Linked DNA regions of Homo sapiens: region 2 is linked to region 1. A link is a loop called in an ENCODE intact Hi-C map of the cell type or tissue named here. Cell type or tissue: endothelial cell of umbilical vein. All regions are shown on one strand. Links, peaks and the distances in the headings refer to the core of each region. The heading gives the core; the rest is flanking DNA.

Region 1 (12,345 bases), core at 1,931-9,930:
ACCTTAGAGCCCAGGTAATTGGAAATGGACAACTTTCAGATAATCCCAAATATTTATGCCAAGGCTAATGTATACATGTTATACTACAAAGATTAGGAAAGACTTGAGTTTAGATGCTTCAACTTAATTACCTAAGTGGCAGAAAAAGAACTTTCCTTCAGAGATTCGCCTCTAATATAGATGCTATTGAGAAGTAAAATGTAACATCTTGTCCCTCTCCCTCTCCTTACATATGCTCTTGGAGGTTGTTTTTGCATATGCCCATGTAGACTTTTCCAGATTGTTGGAGAAGTTTAAAATAAGGCAATGAAGGCTATGTCCCCCCTGCTTCCTCCCTATAAAGCTGAGGTGGGCAGGGCTTGGCAGCTGGTGGAAACTGAAGAGATAAATAAGTACCAGGGCTCCTGGATGGATAGGGTGCAGAAGAGCCCAAGATGAGAGTGTGTAGCTATGAGTGCCTGCCGTGGGAAGAGGCCATGAGGACGGAGCTGCAGCTGGAGTCCAGAAGTTCAGGCAGTGAAAGGGAGGTGCGAGCTTGTAGGAACTAGTTTATTAGTCCTTTTGATCAAGCTATTGCTCTTTTGTTTTTTTTGTTGGGGGATTACTTTAGAGGGCAAATGTAAGTCAGATACACCTTAAATATCTGTCTTGTCATTTGAGTAATGTATTTAATGGAACCTAAGGAGTTATGTTGGTCTGTTCCTATTTGACTTTTCTACTTGTTAATAGCATCAACTAATAAAGAGCTAATTGTCTTGTAAAGTTTGTCTTTACAAATTAGCTGCAATTGAAATGAGAACAGCAGTCCAGTGATGCTTAATATTTTTCTGCTTTATTGCTGATAAGCAGTTTGGAAAATGTTTTTCTATGGAGAGCGTGTGAAGCCTCTTCTCAGTGTGGTAAATGTGATCACAATAGATGGTTTTTGTTTTTAGTTCTTTTTTCACTTTGGCCTTGGAATTAACATGAAAGGTAAAGATGTTGAGATTTCCTACCTCAAGCAATGCTGTCTAGGTTTATGAGAAGCAGAGAAGCATTTTGTAAATTATATCCTGTTGCTCACAAACTGTATAATTAACCTACTTAAAGTTCAAAATCATAGATATCTGCCTGTTGCATGGGGAGTCTGGTAAGATTGCAGTACTCTTATAGATATCAATGGCCTATGTATTGATTTTTAACAAATAAATTTTATTTTCTAGCTAAATTAATCAAAGATTTAATGACCTATGAATTTGAGTTACATCGGTGTGTATCTGGACTTCATGTGAAATGTTCTTCATTTTAGTGCAACATTCTATCTCTTTTATAATTTTAATTATATAAGAAATTAGTAGAGAAAGACCTTTATATGGTGACCAGGCATTAAAAAGTTTAGAAAATTTTCAAAATTTTCAAGAAAAAAAAATTGAAGACATAGGTCTTTTAAATTAAAAGATTCAGTAAGTAGCTGTTTTTCTCTTTGTGTGTCTAGCACATAGTCTAACAGTAGGATAATATTTAGGAAGTTAGAGAATTAGTTTTAAGCACAAGTATTAAGTCAGTAGTGATGAAAAAGCTAGATATTGTTGAAGGTAGATAAGTAGAGCCTGGGAAGGAGGATAGATAGGAAATGGAGGTTTAAAAAAAATGAATTTGGTGCAATGGCATGTGCCTGTAATCTCAGCAACTTTTGGGAGGCTGAGGCAGGAGGATCACTGGACCCCAGGAGTTAAATAAAGTGAGCTATGATTGTGCCACTGCACTCCAGCCTTTGGGACAGAGTAAGACCTTGTCTTTCTCCCTAACCCCACCCTTCAGAAACCTTGGAGAATTTATAAGTTATGAAAAGGCTTACTGAGTGCTGATGTGTGCTAGGGCCAGCCCTGTGATATACCAATAAAGGGGAGAGAGTAGAAGCCAGAATTGAGTTTGGGAGGAAAGTTGGGCATTGTTAAACCCCATTTCACCTGGATCTTTAAATGCATCCGTCAAAGATTATGAAAATCATCACCAGCCAAGTGTTTGTGGGTTTATGTATGGAATGCAAGCACCAGTTGTCCCAGCCTCTTCAGTCTTTTTATTTGGAGTAGTATTCATTCTCACAAACCCACTGACCTCCCCCTCCTCCCTGTGTTCCAGGAGAGACAGCGTCTGGAGACCATCCTCAGTCTCTGTGCTGAATACACAAAGCCTGACAGTCGCTTATCTACTGGGACCACCGTGGAAGATGTGCAGAAAATCAACAAGGAGCTTGAGAAGCTGCAGCTCTCTGATGAGGAGTCTGTGTTTGAGGAAGCCCTCATGAGCCCTGACACAAGATACAGGTGCCACCGGAAAGACTCCCTCCCTGATGCAGACTTGGCAAGCTGTGGGAGTCTCAGTCAGAGCAGTGCCAGCTTCTTTACCCCCAGGAGCACCAGGAATGATGAACTACTCAGTGACCTCACCCGGACTCCTCCACCACCATCCTCCACCTTTCCGAAAGCTTCCAGCGAGTCCTCTTATCTAAGTATCCTACCAAAGGTAATGTTGGCCCAGCAAAGATACTAGGATTTAAGGTCTAGGGCTGTGCATATGCTTTGGCATGAAAACTGATGATTTTATCATGCTAATTATCCAGGATGTTTTCAGTGAAATTTCAATTTAAGAGGTCATTAGCTGAGCGAGGTGCAGCAAATTAGGGTGTTTACTGTAAAGTAACAAATTTGCACTGTAAAAATTGTAGCAGCACAGAAGAGTAGAAAGAAAGCACATTTCTCTTCTCCCTGCACCCTTTCAGGTTGTACACCTGAGTGATAAGCAGGTGTAAAACTGGTGCTAAAATTGTCTTACCTGCCTTCCTAATATTTTCTGTGTATATATGGCTATCTGTTATAGGCATAGACAGACAGACACACACATAGTGTTCTGTACTTTTTTTCCCTCACTAAATGCCTTGGGTATCTTTGCATATTAGTATACATAGCTCTACCTCATTCTTTTTAATGACCAATTGCTCTTCTTTTGTTTGCAACTACCGTTTATTTTCAGGGTTTTTTTTTTTTTGCTAATAAAATCCATATGCGCAAATATTGTAGCATATATATATTTGCACAATTCTGCAAATGTGTCTGTGGGATCACTTACTAAAAGTGGAATTGCTGGGTCAAAGAGTTTGTGTATTTTTCACTTTACTCAATATTTCCAAATCGTACTTCTAAAAGACCATATTAAAAAAAGAGTCTATATATCCAGGTGACACTTTGACTAAGTTTATATGTGCATATAAACACAAGTGTTCTCCATACACTTGCCAAGGTTGCATATTGTCAAAATTTTTCAATTAGCCAAATTGATAGAAGTTTAATTTGCTTTTCTTTAATTATACATCAAGTTGGGGATCTTTCCATATTTTTAGTTATTATTTGTATTTTTTGACCCACTTATTCATGTTCTTCACCCATTTTTTTAATTGTTTTATTTTTCTTGTGTTTTACTGAGTAGTAAGAGCTGTTTGTGGTAAGCAGATGAGCCTTTTATCATAACTAGTCTTTATTTTGACTTTATTTGTATTTTTTCGGCATATAGGAGTTTAAGATTTATTGGTACTCATAAGTACTATTTAGTCTTCTGGTTGTATGTTGGTTTAAAATTGTCATCCTTTTGAGGATTTGTTAAATGGAGTTTAAGGAAAAATCTTTTAAATTTTTTTTTCTTTTTCTTTTTGTACAGGACTTAGAACCCCAAAATCTTTTGTTATTACGTTTTTTTCACACAGGTTAAGAATTTTTTTCTACAACAATTTAGGTTTTAAATTTCTCCAAAAATGATTTGAAGGAGCTTACAATGAAAGATATAAATTTTATTGGACTAAAATTAGAATAACAAAAATAGTAAATAGGAGGAAAAAGCAGATATGATATTCACAAGGTAGATTTACTTATTTAGGAATAAGTAGGATTAATGTATTGATTTGCTTAATTGATGCTTACTATTAAGTTCAACTGTGAGATTCTTTAGTTAATCTTTTGTTATAAGAGAAGGACACATTGACTCTTTAAGAGGAAGATATTGTCATGGTACTAAATTCTGGCAGTAATTTATCACATGGGCATTATTCAGGGGAGTTTGCGTGTTTGTTTAGCTACAGCAAGACTTTTACACTGAATGTTCCTAGTCAGAAATCATTATCTACCTAGTGAGTTTTTCCATGATACACATCAGGACTTCGGACTGTTGAATACATGTTGGACATCAATCCCTTCTTTTTTCTTTCTTTCTTTTTTTTTGAGACAGAGTCTTGCTCTGTCACCCAGGCTGGAGTGCAGTGGTGCAATCTAGGCTCACTGCAACCTCTGCCTTCCGGGTTCAAGCGAATCTCCTGCCTCAGCCTCCCGAGTAGCGGTGACTACAGGCACACGCCACCATGCCTGGCTAATTTTTGTATTTTTAGTAGAGACAAGGTTTCACCCTGTTGGCTAGGCCAGTCTCGAACTCCTGACCTCAAGTGATCTGCCTGCCTCGGCCTCCCAAAGTGCTGGGATGACAAGGGTGCGCCACTGAGCCCTACCCATCCCTTCTTTTTGCTATAGTGACCATGTTTACCTTACTAATTCTCAATGGAGACTAATTCTGAACAGGACATCTGTTTCTGTGGGCAGAGAGTTGCAATGATTAGAAACCAGGATAGGGAAGAAAGTAGGGGCAGGGGGAATCAAAAGTTGTTGTTCAGGCACAGTAAATGACCCATCACTTGAAAAGTTGAGCTGTTGTCATCAGCCATTGGGCTTCCTTAGAAACCCTTTGCTTCCTTTTGATCTTAAATCTTTTCACATATCTTCCTTTATGGAGATCTGCCAGTTTTTTGTTAAAAACATTAAGCTGTGTGCTGTCTCTAAAGACTATCTTTTGGGAGACAGGTTTCCTCCTGGAGAGGGCTATGACAAGAATGCTGTTGGTGCGTACACGAGCAGATCTTGGCAGATGTTTTTAATTGCTCAAGCGTGTAATTGTGGAATAGGAGGCCTCTGAAGCTTAGTGCAGCATCTGTTGTTGCAAGAGAGGTAAGACTCTGCATCCTTTAGAGGCAGGAAACATCAAGGACACCCAGGTTACCAGACAGCAGTGTAGAAAGAGTACAAGTGAGCAGAGCTGATGGATTCCAAGAAACACATTTTTTTACTTATTACTTTCTGAAGGTGGACATATATTACCTTGAGACAGCAGACAGAAAATTCTTTTTAAAACAACCTTCCTATTTGTTTTGCATGCTCTTTCTCTTCAATTAATTTCCACACTGGATTATTTGCCTAACAAAGTACAATGTTAATAATCGATTTAGGGATAAATGGAGAAGAGAGGAATGTGAAAAACACTGTAAGTTGACTTAACTATACAGAACAATCTTAATGATATTTAGAAAACCTGAGAGTTACCAGTCAAGAACTTGCTTTATGTAACACTTACAGATGCAGATGACTTTGGAAATATGCTAATTTTAGTTGGCCTTTGTGAACCACCCCCTGAGGTAAAAGTTGTCTGGAAAGTGGCTCATCTTCCTCCTTTTGAGTCCCTTGCACCCCTCTCTCCTTTGGCTGCAAAAAGGGTTTTAAGAAGAAATCTGTGAAAAAGGGGCAAGCAGAAAGTGTCTTTTCCCCTATCATCTCTCCCCTTTCCTGTGTGGATCAAGTTTCCCCAAAGATAACATATTAGAGGATGCATATACACACGTAATGTGCTTATTAAAACATGTCACTGTTAGTAGATTCCTGTCCATTACTGGAAAAAAAAATTCCCAGAGAAATTAAAATGAAGGGCATATGTTTAAAATTACAATGTTCTCTGTCACTGTAAAACTTAAAGCTACTCAGTGGCTACCACACCTTGGCTTTCTATTGGTTTTCTTTATTTGGTTAATAAATGAGATTACATTGTCCTCACCCCATTCTATCATAAAGCGTTTGGTTTTAGAATGCTTCCTGGAGATTTTGCTTCTTATAAATAACTTAGAAAAAAACTACAAACATTTCCTAGATGGCATTTATTGCTATAAACAGACTCTTAAGTTGTCTATTATTAAATATATCTACTGTGATAAACTTTCTAAAAACTTTGAATTATGCAGATGATTCCCACTATTAACCATCTTTACTCCCTACTTGCTTATAAAGTTTAGAGTTTTGCAGATTGTTCTGTTATTTTGTATTTTTCTTAATGCCTTGCTTCCACCTGTGAAAGAGATATTTTTAAGCCATTTTGGAAGTAGAAACCTAATATGTAATCTTGACCCAACAGGATACCGCCCTTGGTGAGGCTTTCCTGCTAGGATTACTCACAGTGATTCTGGAATGCCATTTCACTGTTACAGGCATTCCTCATGGCTTAAAACAGGCACCTTAGTATTAGGACAATGAGCTTTATTGTCTGTGATAAAAAGGTCAACAGTTGTTTTATTAGTTGATAAGATATTTCATGTAAGATGACAATTAAAAAGCTAAATGTCAAAGCTTGGAAGAGCTGCTTACCTTTGTCCTAACAAACCTGAGGTACTAAATGCTGAATCGTTGAATCACTTTAGAAAGCTACAAAGTAAAGAATAAAGAATATAAATATGAATAAAGCATACAGAATATGACATGATGGATGGCTTCTTAAATGTATTATCAGGATTGTCAAATAAATTTAGTGAACCTAGTAAAATATACTCAACTTAATGGGTTTTTTGGGGGGTTAATTTGAAGATTTTTTTTAATAATTAGTGACAAATATTCAATAATTTACTCAACTGGGCTGCTGTTTTCAATTTTCATTTGTGAAACTGTATAATTATTGACTTGCTGATCCAAAAAAATTACTTCTTTTTCAAAAAGGGATAATTTAAATAAATAATACATTCATACTGACATATAGTATATATAGAAAAATTGGTCTCTACCAGGTGATATCCAAGATAACTAACCAGAAATTCTAGAAAGAAGAAGCTATTTGTAATTCACTCCATTCTCTTCTTGAAGAATAAACAGTCACATTTTGACTGTGTGTGTGATCTACAATATTGCCTTCTTCCCTGGCCATCTGTCATAGCTCCATTCAGGAGTGTAACTATGCACTCTCTCACTTGTTTCTTGACTTTCTTATTTCTTGCCGATGAACCAGTTTTTCCATGAAATAATTTTATGAATGGTGGCCAGTGTCCTGTTTTAGGGAGTGTCTTAGATGCTATATAGCAAGAACGTCTATAGGACAAAGAGAGGAAATAGTGCACTAACACAAAAGTGAAGCATCAATTAATTTAATACTGAGTGTGTAGTTTTAAAATATTTTATGGCTCCCCAAAGTGATGTGCCCTTGCTTTTCCAACTTGTGTTGAGAAGGAAATACATAAGCATGAATGCTCATTTGCAGGTAACCCTAGCAGCAAGACCCAACAGTATGCCTAGAGATTCAAGAGGCTTTTGCAGATGTCCTCACCTGGAAGATGGGAGAGAATATTGTGCTTGTAATAACCATAGCATCATGCCCAAGAGATCCCGAGGAAGATGCCACAAGTCTTCTGTCAGTTCTAGTTCTCTGTTATGCTGAACTTTCTCTATAACCTTGGAGAAGTCATCTCAATCTCTATATACCACACCTTTCTTATCTGTGTAATCTCTTAGTTCTTTTAGCTTCAAAAGGATATGAATTGGTGAACTGAAGTTGGTTTGTCTCAACTCTCCTGAGAGCCTAACTGCCAAGGATGGCATCATGTGGGAAAAACACATCAGAGCTCCAAGCGTGCAGTTGCAGGGATGCTTTTAAAATCTACATGGGCATGGAGACTGTGAGACCCTAGACCTGTGGATGGTTTACAAGTCAAGTTGGGAAATTCTAGAACTGAGGTGTGAATAATCCATTTCTGTGTTGATTAATCGCAGACCCCAGAGGGTATAAGTGAAGAACAGAGATCTCAGGAGTTGGCTGCAATGGAAGAAACCCGGATAGTCATTCTGAACAACCTCGAGGAACTTAAGCAAAAAATCAAAGACATAAATGATCAGATGGATGAGTCTTTCAGAGAGGTAAACTTTTTACCCTCTTCCCTTTTTTCTTTCTTTCCTTCAGCTTAAAAATATTGCTACTTATTCAGGAATAGGCTTTGGAGGCCAGATACATAGACGTCAACACAAGCAAACATTTATTCAGTGGGTTCCCTGTATAGAGTGAAAATACCCTTTTTCTACATTCCTTTTTTCTTTCTTTTTTTTTCCAACCAGATGAGATAAACATATTAAGCCCTCTTTAATGTACTTTATGAATCTCCAACCAACTTTGTTTAAACTAGTACGTGCTTTCTGACCTGACCTAACAGAGGATCTATCAGCTGAGGTGCTCTGTATTTAGATTTCAAGGTCAAATCCAGCAAATGTTTTCTGAACGTGCTTTACTATGAGTTGGATATCACATTGGCACCATGATGAAATTCACACACGGATCAAAAATCGATCCAGGTTTCTAGAGGTTTGGAAACCAGGGGGAAGCAGAGAGAACACATATTGCATAACCACAATAGAAGACAGTGGCATTTTTATGTTACCCCCATGGCATGAGAAGGGGCACGTAATTCTGCCTAGGGAAGATCTGTGTGTCTGTCCTTACAGATGATACCAATAGGCCCTTAAGTGGTTAGGGGACTGCTCACCTGTTGTCTTGCGTAGAGACGCTGGAAGCCCCTCCTGCTAGCATTGCGAGGAATGCAGAGCTCACATGCTGGGCTTGGGTAACTTTCTCTTCCCATGCTCTAGGGACAAAGAAAGACGTGGCTGCTCCCATGGTGGTTTGTGCTTGATCTTGAGCTGAAGCAAATAGGCAAAATATCCTTGAGAAGTGAGCAGAAGAGGGGTTATAGTAGAAAAGTTAAGTGATAAGATAGCTAGTTTTTTTAGTGAATATATTCTAGGCTCTCTAGCTCGCTTATATGGGAATCTTGCTTTCACATGGGCTCTCTGGAGTGTTCTCAGGCACCCGATCTGGCTGCTACAGTATTACTTTTGGAAATTTGTAGCTGTTGCAAATGTATCTCTAGGGTGGTCAGTTGAGAATATCCCCAAAGGTGAAACACTTCTGAGCTTTGGTTTGTGTCCTTAGTTGGATATGGAATGTGCTCTTTTGGATGGAGAACAGAAATCTGAAACAACTGAACTTATGAAGGAGAAGGAGATTTTGGATCATCTAAACCGGAAAATAGCTGAACTGGAAAAGAACATTGTTGGTGAAAAGACCAAGGTAAAAGAAAATTATATTTCAATGCAGTTTTTATGGGCAAAGTGGTGGTCCCAGTTGATTGAATTTAAATGTTGAATGCATTACTGGGGTTTTGGATTTGTGTGTCATGTTCCTGGAGGCAGTGGCACTAGAGAAAAATCCTAAGATCATACATTGTCAGAAACCAAGAACTGCCAGGTACTGGGCAGCTGATGCTGAGAGAGCAGAGTTCATATAATTTGTGAGCCGATATTCCTGGCAGCTTTATCCTACTTGAGATGAGTGCGTTGTTTGTTTGCTTTTTTTCATTGGCCTTTCTGCTTTTCTGATTCCATTGTGTTTTTTAAGTAATTTCTTTAGTATACTGAAGTTCTTTACCACTGCTGCCCTGTAGGGATGGCTTAAGCAAATTCAAATAGGGTTGCCTCATTTCTTTTATTTCTTTTCATTTTTCTGTTTATTAAACAGATGAATGAGAACCACTCATCTCACCTGCTTTGCCTTGCTATTGTTTTCAATGCAAGTGCACTGCTTTTTGACAAATGTATTGGAGTTTCTAAAATTTTCTTCTTGGGGTAGTCCTCACACACTGCCAAGAGAAAGCTATCTGTGAAACACAGTTGACACTTATCTTGGAAAAGGTTCTGTGTATACATTTTGGATCACAACCTGAATGGTGGCTGATATCTATTAGGGAAAGTATGAAAAATCACTTGCAAATTTTAGAATTCAGGATGGTAGTTGGGTTTGTCTGTTTATGTGTTTTTTTCCTCTGGGAAATATACATTACTCTCCTCTCCCATTCTGAGTTAGTTAGAGCAGAACTAAAAATAAAATTCCAATAAAACTGAAAATAAAATTCCAATTTGAGAAAGAAAAAGCAAATAAGCTTTAACACATTCTTCCTTACTCAACATGTTCTCCACTAAGCTGAGAAAAAGAAAAAATTTTTAGTTTGAGTAAGTTCTAGTGGTAATGTGTAGAAAGAATTTCTGCTGAACGTGACTTCCTTTTTAGGCTCTTATTTGTTTAAGACCTATAAATAAGGGCATTTGATCTTGGTGCCAGAGAATGAGCTCAAAATGGTAGTCAGAAATAAAGTCAAATTAAATGCTACACATCAATTTCTTGGTTACCAGCATGTCAGAATTAAACTGCACAGGCTTTTCATATTAAATTTTATGTACGTTCATTCTGCCCCCAGACTTTTTTTTTTTTTTTTTGAAACGGAGTCTCACTCTGTCGCCCAGGCTGGAGTGCAGTGGCGCAATCTCAGCTCACTGCAAGCTCCGCCTCGCAGGTTCAGCCATTCTCCTGCCTCAGCCTCCCAAGTAGCTGGGACTACAGGCACCCGCCACCACACCCGGCTAATTTTTTGTATTTTCAGTAGAGACGGGGTTTCACCATGTTAGCCAGGATGGTCTCGATCTCCTGACCTCGTGATCCGCCCACCTCAGCCTCCCAAAGTGCTGGGATTACAGGCGTGAGCCGCCGCGCCCGGCCCAAACTTTTAAGTAGTATTTGGGTAGTGGGTGTATTTTTCCTAAAAGGCCAAAATGAAGTCAAAGAGTTGACTGTCTAAGTCTGCAGTACTGAAGGATTCAGTTAATGGCTATGCTTTTCAAAGATTCTGCAAGAAGCCTTCATTGGAGGCATCAGATGTCTTGTGTTAATATTTTATTATCAAGTAAATATTAATTAAATTAAGTAATAGTAGAGTAGTTTTATTGCTATGTATATCATATTGGAAAACTCGTGCAACATAGGAATTAGGTATCATGTTCCCTGTGAACCCTCCTGCCATCCTAATCCATGTAGTTATTTATTTTGTGTATCTCACATATGGCATGGCCTGCAAATTCTATTTGTGTATTTCTCATTAATATCAGATTCTACACAAAAGTGAAGCAAGTTGAGCCAATGTTAAATCTCACTTCCCAGGGAAAGTTATCTTATGTTTTCAAGGTGGAATTCTCAGGTGGAATTCTAGGAACACGGGCAGAAACAAGCAAGGAAGCTACCTCCATCCTTCCTAATATTGTTTTGATGGCTTGACAGAGGCTATGCACTGGAGAGGGGACTACAGGGGCTTGACGCATAGGACCAGCTCATACAGCTATGAGGGAATTAGTTGGTCTTAGAAGGTAGGATTATTCTCTGTCATTACATCATGTGAAAAATGGCAGAAACTGGCTTGGGGTGAGGAACTCCAGAAGAGGATGTGGGAAGTGGAAACAAAGACTGGTCTAGATGATGTTACTACGTATTCTTGACAACTAAACTCAAATAGAGACTCAACACAGCTTGGCAAAAACATTATTATGTTTCTCAAATAAATTTATTCCACCATTTAATGACACAGCTATTTCATACACTCTGTTCATACTCCTGGCCAACTTTCATCCCTCTGGCTCAGAGATCATCTTACCATAGAGAAATTAGAAGCATCCCATCTTCTCACAATGAAGGCGGGGTTCCCTCCTTCCATCAAAGACCACTCCCTTTGGATGTGCTCTGGGTGTCATCCTATCCCACCTTCTTGAGGTCTTCAGTCTTTCTGCACCCTCACCCCCTGGGGTCAGTTTCTCTCTCTTTACTGTCAGCATGCCAATATTATTATTTTTAAAATAAATTACTACTTTATCGATTAACGATAAGCTACTACCTTATCTCTCTTCTCTTCATCATAGCTAAACTTATTAAACAATTTTCTGGGTATACTGTGTCTCCTTTTCTTCATTTTCCAATTAAACATTCTTCCCACTCCAGTTGGCTTAGACCTCTACTCCTCCATCAGATTCTCTCCTGTTAAGACTACTAAAGACCTCAGTGGTGCCCAGCCTGCTGGGTGCTTTTCAGTCCCCTCATGATCAGACTCCCGAGCAGCATTCAGTACAGGGGACAGCTCTTTTCTTGGTGCTTCTTCACTGTCTCCCTTTTGTTTGCCTCTGTGTACCACAATCTTCTGGTTTTCCATCTATTTCTCTTACCTCTTTCTCACTCTTTATCTCTCATCTGAACTCAGTTCTCTTGTACCCTCATGTCCTTCTATAGCTATGGCTTCAAATAACTTGTATATGCTGGTGACTATCATAGGGATTTCTCTAGTTCATAACCCTTTTTGGAATTCTGACTCATATCCTG
Region 2 (12,345 bases), core at 2,715-10,714, 180 kb after region 1:
CACAGGTGTAAACCGTCATGTCTGGCTATTTTTTTATTTTTATTTTTTGTTGTGACAGACCATTTTATAATGACATAAAGTCTGTGAATATTAATCATGTAAGGGATAGCGCTCAGCGGTCTTCCTCTTAGAGCTGAGGACAGGTCAGTGAGGGCACTAGGCTACAGGAAGAGGCATTTCCTATAGATGACGGCTGTAAAATTTTAAGCTGAGTTCCTCCAGGAAGTCATAGAGTAATTAGTGGTTTTTTTCAACACACCAGAGTCCTAATTTGTGATCTCTAAGGGACAGCATAAATAAAGGCATGAGAGGCCAAGGAGGTGCATTGACACTCATTCTATGGCTCATTTGAAACTAGATATTTCCTTTTGTGCTAATCTTTATGGGTCCCAGCTGCCTTTTATGAGGGCTGAAAATAGCACCAGGGCTTTGGCCTCAGGAGCTCTGTAAATGGGGAGATGTTTCTGTCCCCTGAGAAACTGAAGATTCTTTGTACTGGGATGTCTTTTTCCCGTGTGGCTTCCCCTGGCTTTGAAGCAGTTCTGCAGGTTTTGAGTGGGGATGAGAGGTGACCCTATCCCTGGATTCCAGAAATGCACTTAACTCAAGAGGGATTTCCTCTGTCAAGATATCCCTAGGGCCTTTAAGTGCTCCCCTCGCACCTCTGACAGGCTAGGCCTCAGAGTCAGTGTAAAGTGCACTTGGGAAATCCAACATTTGTCCCCTCATCTAGATTTTCTCAAAGTCCATTCTTAAAATTTCTGGGAGGCCTCTACAACTAAACAGCCCACAATCGTTAAATGTATATTACTTGTAGAAGGCACAGGTGTGGAATATAAGAACAGGGCAGTTTAAGAGCACCCCTCCTCTATGTGGTTTCAGTTTACGCAGGAAGATAAGGCCAGGCTCTGTTTGTTTTTGAACCTGAAACCGGACAGGGCAGTCAGTGGCAACAGCAGATGGGCTATGTGGACAGCTCAGGTATTGGAAGATCTCACTAAGGGCAGGTGGGGAGGGAGGCTTCCACCAAAGGGGAGATTTGACCTAACTCCCGAAAGGTGGGAGGCCTCAGACCAGAGGTCTGCCATGGCCTCCTCCCACCTCCCTTACAATCTGGTCCACTAGGTGCAGGTGGGGCCTAGGTATGTGTCAGTTAAAATCCTTACCCAGTGATTCTGATGTGCAGCCAGGCTTGGGCACCTCTAATTGAGAAGGTTGGAAATACAGTCCAAGTGTGGACTGACCGATTCGTTTTCTGATGGCCAGCACCAAAATAAGAATGGCAGAGAAGGCCAGTCGCGGTGGCTCATGCCTGTAATCCCAGCACTTTGGGAGGTTGAGGCGGGAGGATCACGAGGTCAGGAGATCGAGACCATCCTGGCTAACACAGTGAAACCCCGTCTCTACTAAATATACAAAAAATTAGCCGGGCGTGGTGGCGGGCGCCTGTAGTCCCAGCTACTCGGGAGGCTGAGGCAGGAGAATGGCGTGAACCCGGGAGGCGGAGCTTGCAGTGAGCGGAGATCGTGCTGCTGCACTCCAGCCTGGGCGACAGAGCGAGACTCCATCTCAAGAAAAAAAGAAAAAAAAAAAAAAGAATGGGAGAGAAAGCAGGCCAGGTGGCCAGGTGTCGGTCAGGAGCGAGTCTCCTCGAGTGCCGGCTGCTGCTTTGTGGGATGGTGAACGCTGAGGAATGACTGAGGCGCAGTTGCACCCTTTGGCCGAACTCCCAATAATTGTTTAGCAGATGCTTTGTGTCCATTATCTCTAGTTTTTGCAACAGTCCTGTGAGCTAATTTACTATTTATATATTTTAAAGCTGAGGACTTTGGGGCCTATGAGTTTCAGTAGCTTGCTTAAAGCCACCTTGCCTTTAAGTGGTATATCTTGGTTTGGAATCCAAGTGTGTTAGATACAGACACATTTTTTCCCCATTGTATTCTGTTGTTTCCCATGGTCTCCATGAAAGAATTATCTAATGGTGGAGTGGGAAGTAGGAGAAGAGTCATGGGACCATATAGGGTAAGGTGGGGGCCCCTCTGTGACACCCTCATAAACCGGAGCTCTGCACAGTGATGTGGACAAAAGGGAAAGTTGGAGAGCTTTGTGGAGACACACAGCAGGGATTGGTTCTGGCTCATCTCTCTGAATTGCGTCTTTGAAATGGACTAGTGCACACCCTGAAGGGCTGTTAGGGTTAAGTGAAATGACGCTGGTGCTCAATAAACCATAGCAGTTGTACTTGTTTTCATTGACCCCTCCTCTGCCTCACTCCAGCCTTCTCACTCCAGCTTTGCAGCTTATTTCCTGTTGTCTCTTGCAGCTGTCCTTTCATTTCCCTTCCCAACCCTTTTTTACATAGAACCTAGGCCACAGCAGTAGCCTTGTAGCTTTTTCTTGGTGTTTCCACTCTAAACCACACATGATTTTCCCTTAATTTTCAACTCGGCTCTGGTGTTTCAAAACCTTCAAGTTTCCAGTGCACACCCAATTAAGTCCAATCTATTCTGGGACAGCTATCAACACCCTCTGAGTGTGCTCCCAGCCTTTCACTCTCTCTAATCTTAACTTTCATTATTTGCCTCTGAAACCCACATTCCAGTCGGCAGGCTAGTCTGCTGGCCGGTTCCATTACGAATCCACACTTTGGATGCTCTTTCCTGGGTTTGGAATGCCTTCAAAAATCCATCTTTCAAAATCCTGCCTATCCTCCCCACTTCAGAGCCCCCAGAGGATTTTCTTGCTAACTTCTTGATGAGGTTCTGTTCTGCCTCTGATCTCTCTTTTTGAAAACTTGATTCAGTAGAGTGTTGCCCTAAGGTCAGGGTCTTGCTGCCTTCATTTCTGTGTCTCTGGCACATCCTAGGTATTCAGAACTGTCTGTTGCAACACAATGACTGCCTCACAATCTCCCTCTGCCTTTCTAGGCTAACAAGGAAAGCCCCTGGAGCTCCTGTAATAAGAATGTGGTTGGAAGATGCAAACTGTGGATGATCATCACCTCCATTTTCCTAGGTGTCATTACAGTGATCATCATAGGCTTATGTCTTGCTGCAGGTAAGAGGATTTAGATGTGAATAAATAACACATTTTAAGAACTTACTTAAGGCTTGTGACTTACACTGAAATGGAAGATGTACTCATAGCCATTTCATTATTTATAATGTGAATTTAAGACCGGCTTGGAATATATTGTATGGGTGGGAGATATGCCTGATTCTTGTGTTTTTGTTTTCTGTTGTTGTTGTATTTTGTTGTTTTATAAGCTCCAGAAGAAATATAGAAACCAGTGTTTTACTTTAAACTCTGCTCATTGGATCTTGAAGAGGTTTCTTAATGTTTCAACTTACTTAAACACTGATTTATATTTTATTTATATCCTGATACCTGTTGATTTGAATTCTTTTTCTTTTCATTTGTTTGCTAAAAATAATTATACTTCATCTGGTGTGTCTGATATATTACTATGATGATAAAATAATAAATAATGTATTTGAAAGAGTTTTAAAAAACTTTGAAGAACCATGTGTCCATAAGCTGTCATTATTTTAACTTATTGTATTTATTTATTTTTTTTTTTGAGAGAAAGTCTTACTCTGTCACCCAGGCTAGAGTGCAGTGGCACGACTTTGGCTCGCTGCAACCTCTGCCTCCCAAGTTCAAGGAATTCTCATGCCTCAGCCTCCGAAATAGCTGGAATTATAGGCATGTGCCACCACGCCCAGCTAATTTTTGTATTTTTAGTAGAGACGGGGTTTTGCCATGTTGTCCGGGTTGGTCTTGAACTCCTGACCTCAAGTGATCTGCCTGCCTTGGCCTCCCAAATTGCTGGGATTAGAGGCATGAGCCACCATGCTTGGCCCAATTTTAACTTGTTTTAGAAATGACTGTTTATTTTATTAGTGTTGTATGTGTGTATAAAACAAAAAATGTATAGAATGCTAACTATATATGACTACATCTATTCCATATATTATTTCATGTTGTTGCTTATTTTGATTGAAAAATGATATATGTTCAGTTACCCATAAAACCCATCTGTAATATTAATATTTGGTCATATTTTCTTCTAGTCTTTTGTTTAGTTGCATTTCTAAAATAATTTGAGATTAGATTTCTTTATAGTCTTGTGGACTACCTTTAGGATTTTGATATTATGTTTAGATCATTTTGCCAAGTCATTAAAAATTATTTGTGAACATTATTATTTTTATGATTTGCATGATACAGTCTTCCACATCATTTAAAGTTCTTTAGGTAGTTACCAATTTTTTAATGATTATTAGTATTCGTTAAAGTTTTTACATCCTCCAGTGGACAATCATTTCAATTCAAAATGGGAAAGAAGAAAATTGTTTTTATTTATATGTGGGGGTGATGGTAGAGAGGGGCTCGACTGAGGCTGGGATACTCCCGAGCATGATCCAGCCTTCATGCGGCATGGGTTGAGTCCAGCTCCCAGTTACAAACCCAGTCATAGAATGAGAAGAAGAAGGGGTAACTCCCCAGTCTCTCCAGAGGGAGTTCTCAGGAATTTTCCTCAGAAACTACATTTTCCATTTACCGCTTGTTTCCCCTTCTCCCAACCCCTTAATTTCCTGTCTTAGAGTTTTGTAATTCCTGAAGGAATAGGAAAACTTTGATGACATCAGCCAACCTCCAGCACATAAGTTTCCTGGCCAGGCACCATATCTACGTATTTACTTAGGGCATTGTTCAGGTGTGTTGGATGACTGTTTGAGGATATAAGCTGGTGTTAAGGTAGGAAAAAGCTAATGAAGTGTGCTGCACCTCCTCCGTCATGCTGAGGACAATAGTTTTGGTGTGAGCATTGCCATACTTCCTATTCATATCAATTCCAACACATGGATGTTGAAAATGAGGTTGAGTAGCACAATCTTGTCCTGACATAACTAGTTGGTGCTATCCTAGAAGTTGATATTTGGATCCTGTTGGCATCTGGGGCCTATCATAAAGGATGATTCAAGAGATCTAGATGGTTTAATATTCAGGATTCTAAAGCGCAAGACCCAGGATCTGTCTTCCATTCTCAAAAAGTCATCTAACCTCTTCACCTCACAAAGAGCAGTCTGCAAGAGGAAGGTATTTCACTTCCTTCCACAGTTTTTCTGGAGATGTAAAAGGTTATGGGATAATATTCAGGGAAGAATTTTTTTAACACTTGTAGTGCAAACTTTATTTTTAATTTAACTGTAAATTTGTGTTCGAACATGTCAATGCTGTAAGAGAGATTTTTTCAAACTACTTTTTAAATCAAGGAAATACTTGTATTTTACTTGGCATCTCAGCTCTTAGGTATTTGATCCTGTGGGGAGAGTCATGTTAGACGTGGGGGTGGGGGGAGATACAGTAGGTTAAAAGGGGTGGGGCAGGGGCTCCCTTCTGTGACAGTCCCAGCCTCACCTAGAGCAGTTCCGTAGGCATTTTTTGGGGATGATCTTCAATAATCAGCCACTTCCTAATTGCCAAGCCCATTAATATGAATCAGATATTTGTGGAACTTTCAAGTACTGCATGGGAAATGTTGTCTGGGGATAAAAACACTGTTGGGAGAGTCAAGGGCTGTGCCTGTGGCTGTCTGGATTTACTGGGTGACTAAGGTTCCTCAGGAACTATATTTGCCATTCATTGCCTGCTTACCCTTCTCTAGACCCCTTAATCTCCTGTCTCAAGGCTCTGTAGTCTTCAGACTGAAGCTTGGAGGCGGAAGTGTTAACTTTTGTTCTTCAGTAGGCAGGTCTTTGCAAAACTACCCAGAAAGGCTGAGGAAGCTGAGAGGCTAAAGAAAAACTGACAAATCCAGTTACTCAGAAAGAAACATTTAACAGGGTTTTAGGAACAGAAGCCATGCGTTGGGCAGCAGTGAGAGGAGATGGTGCATTCCTGCACCATTACCCCAAAGGCCCAGGGCTTAAATACCACAGAAAAAGGGTATGCATGCTTCAGAAGGGATGTGTTTTATAATTGCATAAGGGCAAGATTTATGGCATGTAGATAACGTTAAGGTTGTTTAGACCTGAGGGTGAGATTTATGGTAAGTATGTGCTCTTATACATGCAACAGTAGATGAAATAGAAATCTTAGAGGCATTTCCAGAGCTGGGATTAATCAGAAGTTAATACAGTGAAATAATAACTAAGACGGAATTTCTTTAGCCTTCAAAACTGTGCAGTTGGGGTGGACATAAAATGGGACAGTGAAAGCATCTCAGAACAGAAAGTTGGGGAGGGGACACCTGGGTACCCAGGGCAGGGTGTCCAGTGGGGAGTTATATTTTTTCACTCGAATTAAGAATTGTCAGCATGTGGTGATAATAAAAGCAGACCAACTTGTAGTAGGTTTTATTATTGCTGCTCATTCTCTACAGACTGTGCAGCCTTCATTGCCTGTACATGGGTTGGGCTTGCCCACTACTCTTCCCTTGTATGCCATTGAAGAATGACAAATTCAGGATCATGGCTTAGCTTAAAGCACTGAGTAGGGGCTTTGTATGTGCTAGGGAAAAGAGGCTACCTGTCCACCAGACTCACAATCGACATGGAAATTTTTTTAATGTCCATTTTTATGAGTGGAACCCAGGGAATTCTGTTATTTGAGACTCTTTAGGGAAAAGGTATTAATGGATTCTTTCCTTCCTCATAAGGAATTATAAATTTCTTGATTTGAAAGGTACAGAAACAAAAGCCTTCATCTTTTTCTCAAAGTCATTTTCTTTCTGGATAATTTGGAGGATCAGTTGAGTGTTCTCAAGGGTTCTCCTTTCTTCAATAATTCACCCTAGTCATGGAGAGGTGAGACCCTGAATAACACTTTACTAATGAAGTTTTGGTTGGGGCAAAATATTTTAAATATTTCAAAAACAAAACTGTGACAAGTAGGTGGATGCTTAGAAACATGATTTAAATTGATAACATCCTGGAGACCCTCATGTGATATCCCCCAACATTATACCCCAGATTCTTGCCTGACCCTAATCTCTTAATTTATACACCTTTTATGAGTAGGAACGCTGTGGTACTGAGATATAAGCAACGACTTCCTAAGTGACGTTGTGTTGAGTGGATTTGTTTGCCTTTCAGTTGTGAATAAGAGCTACATTTTATGATGTCATGTGGTTCTGGCAGACTGACAGTTTTCACAGGGTAATGCTCCCTGGTGTAGGGTGACTCATGGGAAAATCCTAGGCAGACAGCATTAACAAGCTATAAGCTGCCAAGGTCCTTTGGGGCAGGAACATGAGAGCAGTGCTAGACCCAGTACCTTGAAATTTCTTTCCATTTTCACCTGTTTATCTTTTCTTCAAATCGCTGATGTTTCTCTACCAAGATGGACACCCTTACCTGTGGTCTCCATATAATATCTTTCAGCTTCCTCTGACCCAGAGATCTTCAGATATCTCCTCCTCTCTCTAAGCATCCTCAGGTTCTTCTTAATTTATGCCTAGTGTTCCATTATTGGAATGCTAATCATGTAGAAGTTATTTATATCTTACTGCTCAAGGTCATCACCAAAGTCTGAATGCAAAAATTCGAAAAGTTCAACCTCAGGTATAAATGGGTTAACTCTTCAAATGCACTAGCATCCTCTCTCCTTCAAAGCAATCTTCCATCAGGATTCTTGCTACTTCATTTAGATATGTGTTTTTCTCTCCCTTCTTTCACTGGCACACTTCCAGAAAGAAAGGTCTGCATTTGAATCTTGCCTCCTGCAGACTCCCAAACCTCTTGTATCTATTGGTTCCCAATTTTTCTTCCCAAGATTACTAGCAATTGTCTGATCGTGGAAGCCAACATTTCTCTGTCTCCTGCCTTATTGTCAGCTTTTAGCTCTGCCAACTTCATTATACTCTTCTGAGTCTATAGAACTCCTGGACTTTAGGTTGATTTTGCTATTTTTGCTCTTGGCATCTGCATTGTGGGTTCATGAGGCTTCTCTTCAGCTTCGTGACTTTTCACATTCTTCATTCTTTTTCTTGGAGAGCTCATTCACTCCCAGGACAGCAGCCATGCCTCCAAGAAGGTGACTCCTAGATCTACATCTGTACAATTTTCCTGAGTTTTGGAAGTACTCTTGGCTAGAGATATTTATCTAAAAATAACTGTCATCATCTCAATTATTATACATGTGAAACTACCATTTGTTTGTATGCTATTTTAGTCTGCTTGGGCTACTATAACAGAATATCATAAACTAGGTAGCTTATACATAACAGAAATTTATTGCTTACAGTTCTGGAGGCTGGGAACTCCAAGATCAAAGTGTCAGCACACATTTGCTGTCTGGTGAGGGCACACTTTTTATTTCGTAGATCATGCCTTCTAGCTATATCTTCTATGGTATAAGGGGAAAGGCAGCTTTCTGGGCCTCTTTTATAAGGGCACTAATACCATTCAAAAGTGCTCTCCCCTCATGATCTAATCACCTCCCAAAGGCCCCACCCTCTAAGACCATCTGATATTGTTTGGATTTGTGTCCCTGCCCAAATCTCATGTTGAATGATAAGAGGGGCCTGGTGGGAGGTGATTGGATCATGGGGGTAGATTTCCCCTTTGCTATTCTCATGATAGTGTGTGAATTCTCATGAGATCTGATGGTTTAAAAGTGTGTGGCTCTTTGTTGTTTGCTCTTTCTCTCTCTCTCCTGCTCCCCCATGGTAAGACATGCTTGTTTCCCCTGAGCCTTCTGCTATAATTGTAAGTTTCCTGAGGGCTCCCATCCTTGCTTCCTGTTAAGCCCGCAGAACTGTAAGACAATTAAACCTCTTTTCTTCATAAATTGCCCAGTCTCAGGTAGTTCTTTATAGCAGTGTGAGAATGGACTAATACACGCTCACATTGGTGGTTAGATTTCAACATATGCATTTTTCGGGGAGACACAAACATTCAGACCATAACATATCCTTCATCCCAATTTGTTCATCTTTTCCCCATTCACTCACCCTTTATATAAGACCAAGTTTATTTTAGTTCTGCTACTATCCAATTGTGTAACTTTAGGCAAACTTGTCAAGCCTCTGGGCCTGTTTTCCCATTTATAAAATGTAAAGGATTTCGGAATCTGAGTCTATAAATATACCTTGACCCTAATACATGCTAATTCATTGACCTGAACAAATTATGCATTTTCTCTAAGCCTCAGTGTCTTCATTTAAAAATGAAAACAACAATATTTAACTCATTGGGTTAATGTGAGGATTATGTGAGGAAAATATATTCATAAGGTGCATAGTAGAATGTTTGCACGTCATACTTAATACAGTAGCTATTATTCTTCCTGTTCCTGGGCTTGATATCTTGGAAACCTTTTTGATTTCTTCTTTCTCATATCTAGATAATGGCCAAATCTTACCAGTTATTCCTTGGTAGTGTCTTGATAGCAACTTTCCCACTTACTACAAGGCACCATGCAGGATACTTTATGCATGTTGGTTTTCATCTTTACTATCACCTACATTGTAGGTGTTGATATTTCTGTTGGAGAAGTAGCTTCAGAGATTTAAGTGACTTGCTCAAGGTCACCTGGCTAACAAATAGCCAACAGGAGTTCAGACTGAGTCTGGCTGCCTTTAAAGCCAGCTCTGTTTCTACTATCCTGGGCTTTCTCATTAATTTTTTCTTTTTGTTCCTTCTGCTGTCAGTCAAATCAGTCTGTTCCAAACTTGTGCCTGTTGGCCTCTCTGCCTCATCTCTCCTCGTTTCATTTATCCCATCCATGACCACCCGATTAACCTCCATTAAACACCAGCCTCTACTTTCTTCGTGGGCGATGTTTAACAACACTCCATTACCCCTTGAAGGTATCTGGCGTTTAAGGGCTCTCTCTCTAGCTTAATTTCTTATATTCTAGCCAAAGAACTGTTTTCATGTTCCTTCAACATACAACACATGTTTTTGTGATTTTTAAAAATATGTTTTTTCTACACGAATAAGTATAGCCCAGATTATCTCATTAGTGACATAAAAACTCTCCTGACTGAGTAAGCCTGTCGTTGTTACTATTGTTATTATTTTGACACACACAACTATTTAGATAGGTCTTGGTACAGATTCATGATTTGAATGATACACATTAAATATGTGTCAGAGCTATTATGGGAGGCCTGTTTTCACACTTGGCATCTCTTCTCAGTGTCCTTGAGTTTAGCAGTTATTTGAACCTTGTATCTATCCTCTTGGCATCCCCTATTGTTTTCTGAGGCATTGATATCTATTATGGAAATCTACATGGTGGGTATAGAGCTCAAAGATACCCATTGAAATATTATTTATAGAAGTAGAAAGCTAAAAATGATAAATGTCATATTTAAGAAAATAGGTGAGCCTATTATGAACATTATGAAGCCATTGAAATAATCTTTGCAAGGAATTTTAAGCACATGGGAAATGGCTTTTGATATGTTTACAACAGAACAATCAGGATAAGTAAGCAATAATGGCAGCAAACAACAAAAAGCAGGATATAAATTACCTATTTGTTAGGACCTTAAATATATAATATCAAGTATAGGAGGAAAAAACCCTCTTGATTGCAAGATTATTCGTATTTTTTTCTTTGCTTTGTTACAATTTCCTGCACTTTGCAAAATTTTTTGCTATGAAGGCGTAACTTTTTTTTTAAATCATACAACATAATGTCATGACTTATAACAATTAAGGACGCAGGGATAATTCCCTACGTTTGGGGGTCCCCAAGATTACTCCTAGATTCAACAATTTGCTAGGAGGATACACAGGACTCAGCATGCAGTCCTACTGATCACTATGATCTATTACAGCAAAAGGATACATTACATCAAATGATTAATTACAGCAAAATCCAGAGAAAACCAGGAGCAAGCTTTCAAGTGTCCTCTCTCAGTGGAGTTGCACCAGACTTGTTTAATTCCTCCAGCGATAGGCTGTGACAACACATGTGAGATCTCATCTACTAGGGAAGCTTATTGGAGATTCAGTACCCGGGGTTTTCACTGGGGCTTGGTCATATACGTAGCCTCTGCCTACTATGCACTAAAAATCCAGACTCCCAGAAGGAAAGGAGATGTTAGCCACATTGTACAAACAGTTGAGGCACAGTGAGCCCCTCTCATCAGGGGAAAATCCAGGTTCTCAGACACCAGCCAGGACCAATTTTGAGGAGGCCTTTCTTATGCTAGCAATCTCAGGCCTGCTATATTAACTCTTTTCTGCACATTCCTTGCTCGTAATGCCTCGTATTTCCAGATGTCATCACAGAATAAGTAACCGGAATACCAGGAATCTTCCTCCTTTTTACCTGTCCTTCCATCTCAAACACTGAATTTATTCCACTATGGTCTTAAAGTCTATGGCAATATAAGCACCTGGTTCCTCCCACCTACGCCTTTCTCAGGGCCAGAGAGGTAGTCTCCTGTGTGGGACCAGCTGGTGAGGCTGTTGTGGAGCCAGGGGAGCATAATTAGCACAGTAGTGCTAGCTTCTGGCGCCTGGCTCCTCACTTTGTGTGATTTTCCTTTAGTTCCAACTACTTAAAAATCAATTAGATGGCAGTCATTAAACACAAGCAGCAATACATAACTAATTGTCCCAGGAATGTAATTCCTGCACACCCTGGGGCTCTGAATATAGTTTAGCTTCCCTTCTGCAAGCAGAGCATGTCAACATACCTGTCCTGTGAGACATAGTCTAGAGTGATGACTTCATGCTCATCCTCTGTCTTCCTGGGGAGACTTCAAGACATGGACTCGCATGCTCATTTTCTAGTCACCTCTGTTGTTTGAGTCGATGATGTCACTTCTTCATGGTGGTCTTTGCCAGCACAGAATTGGGAGGTGAGTCAATGCAGTTACTTGCTCCCACTTCCTGTCCTTCATCACTCATTGTTTTAGGCAAACTCGTCAACCCTCTGGGTCTGTTTTCCCATTTATAAAATGTAAATGATTTCGGAATCTGAGTCTATAAATATACCTTGACCCTAATACATGCTAATTCATTGACCTGAACAATTCCTGCACACCCTGGGGCTCTGAGTGTAGTTTAGCCACCCCCACCGTCTCCCAGTACCTGCCTTGACACCTGTGTACCTAGCTAAGCTGCAGGTTTAGTCTAATAAGGAAGTTCATATTCTTCCTACTCCCTTGGGCCCTTTCCCCAGTCTGTATTCAGTGGAATCTGAGACCCCTTTGCCATAAAACAAACTTTTTATTTTGATAGAGGCAAACCCCTGTATTTTACTCAATTTTGCTGAGTGGAGAAAGCATTTCTGCTTACACTTGCTTGCTGTGTTCAGCCTTTACCCTTGATGCTCATAGTTATGTTTAAGTATGGCAGTCAATGGAATAAATAAGTT

The links. A loop is a pair of places that touch in the nucleus more often than their neighbours do. Peaks named below come from ENCODE experiments on the same cell type or tissue, not always from the same donor. Only the 100,000 strongest peaks of a DNase experiment are listed, where the experiment ranks them.
Region 2: it touches region 1 in a loop (2.3-fold over the local background); 2 of 110 quality-filtered maps call a loop at or near these places.

What each region holds. Positions count from the first base shown.
Region 1 is chr3:111,911,198-111,923,542 of GRCh38, forward strand. It overlaps PHLDB2 (pleckstrin homology like domain family B member 2), which reads left to right. Exons shown (of 18, transcript NM_001134438.2): 3 at 2,122-2,505; 4 at 7,875-8,018; 5 at 9,085-9,222. Among named protein-coding and RNA genes, the nearest start is that of PHLDB2, 58 kb to the left of the region's middle. RefSeq lists enhancers at 7,669-8,868, 8,382-8,942. In endothelial cell of umbilical vein, for the core only: no CTCF peak of the experiment used is centred there; DNase peaks (open chromatin) are centred at 4,904 and 6,294; H3K27ac peaks cover 3,708 bases.
Region 2 is chr3:112,090,433-112,102,777 of GRCh38, forward strand. It overlaps C3orf52 (chromosome 3 open reading frame 52), which reads left to right. Exons shown (of 6, transcript NM_024616.3): 2 at 2,928-3,057. Among named protein-coding and RNA genes, the nearest start is that of C3orf52, 10 kb to the left of the region's middle. RefSeq lists an enhancer at 11,209-12,345. In endothelial cell of umbilical vein, for the core only: no CTCF peak of the experiment used is centred there; a DNase peak (open chromatin) is centred at 7,139; H3K27ac peaks cover 1,064 bases.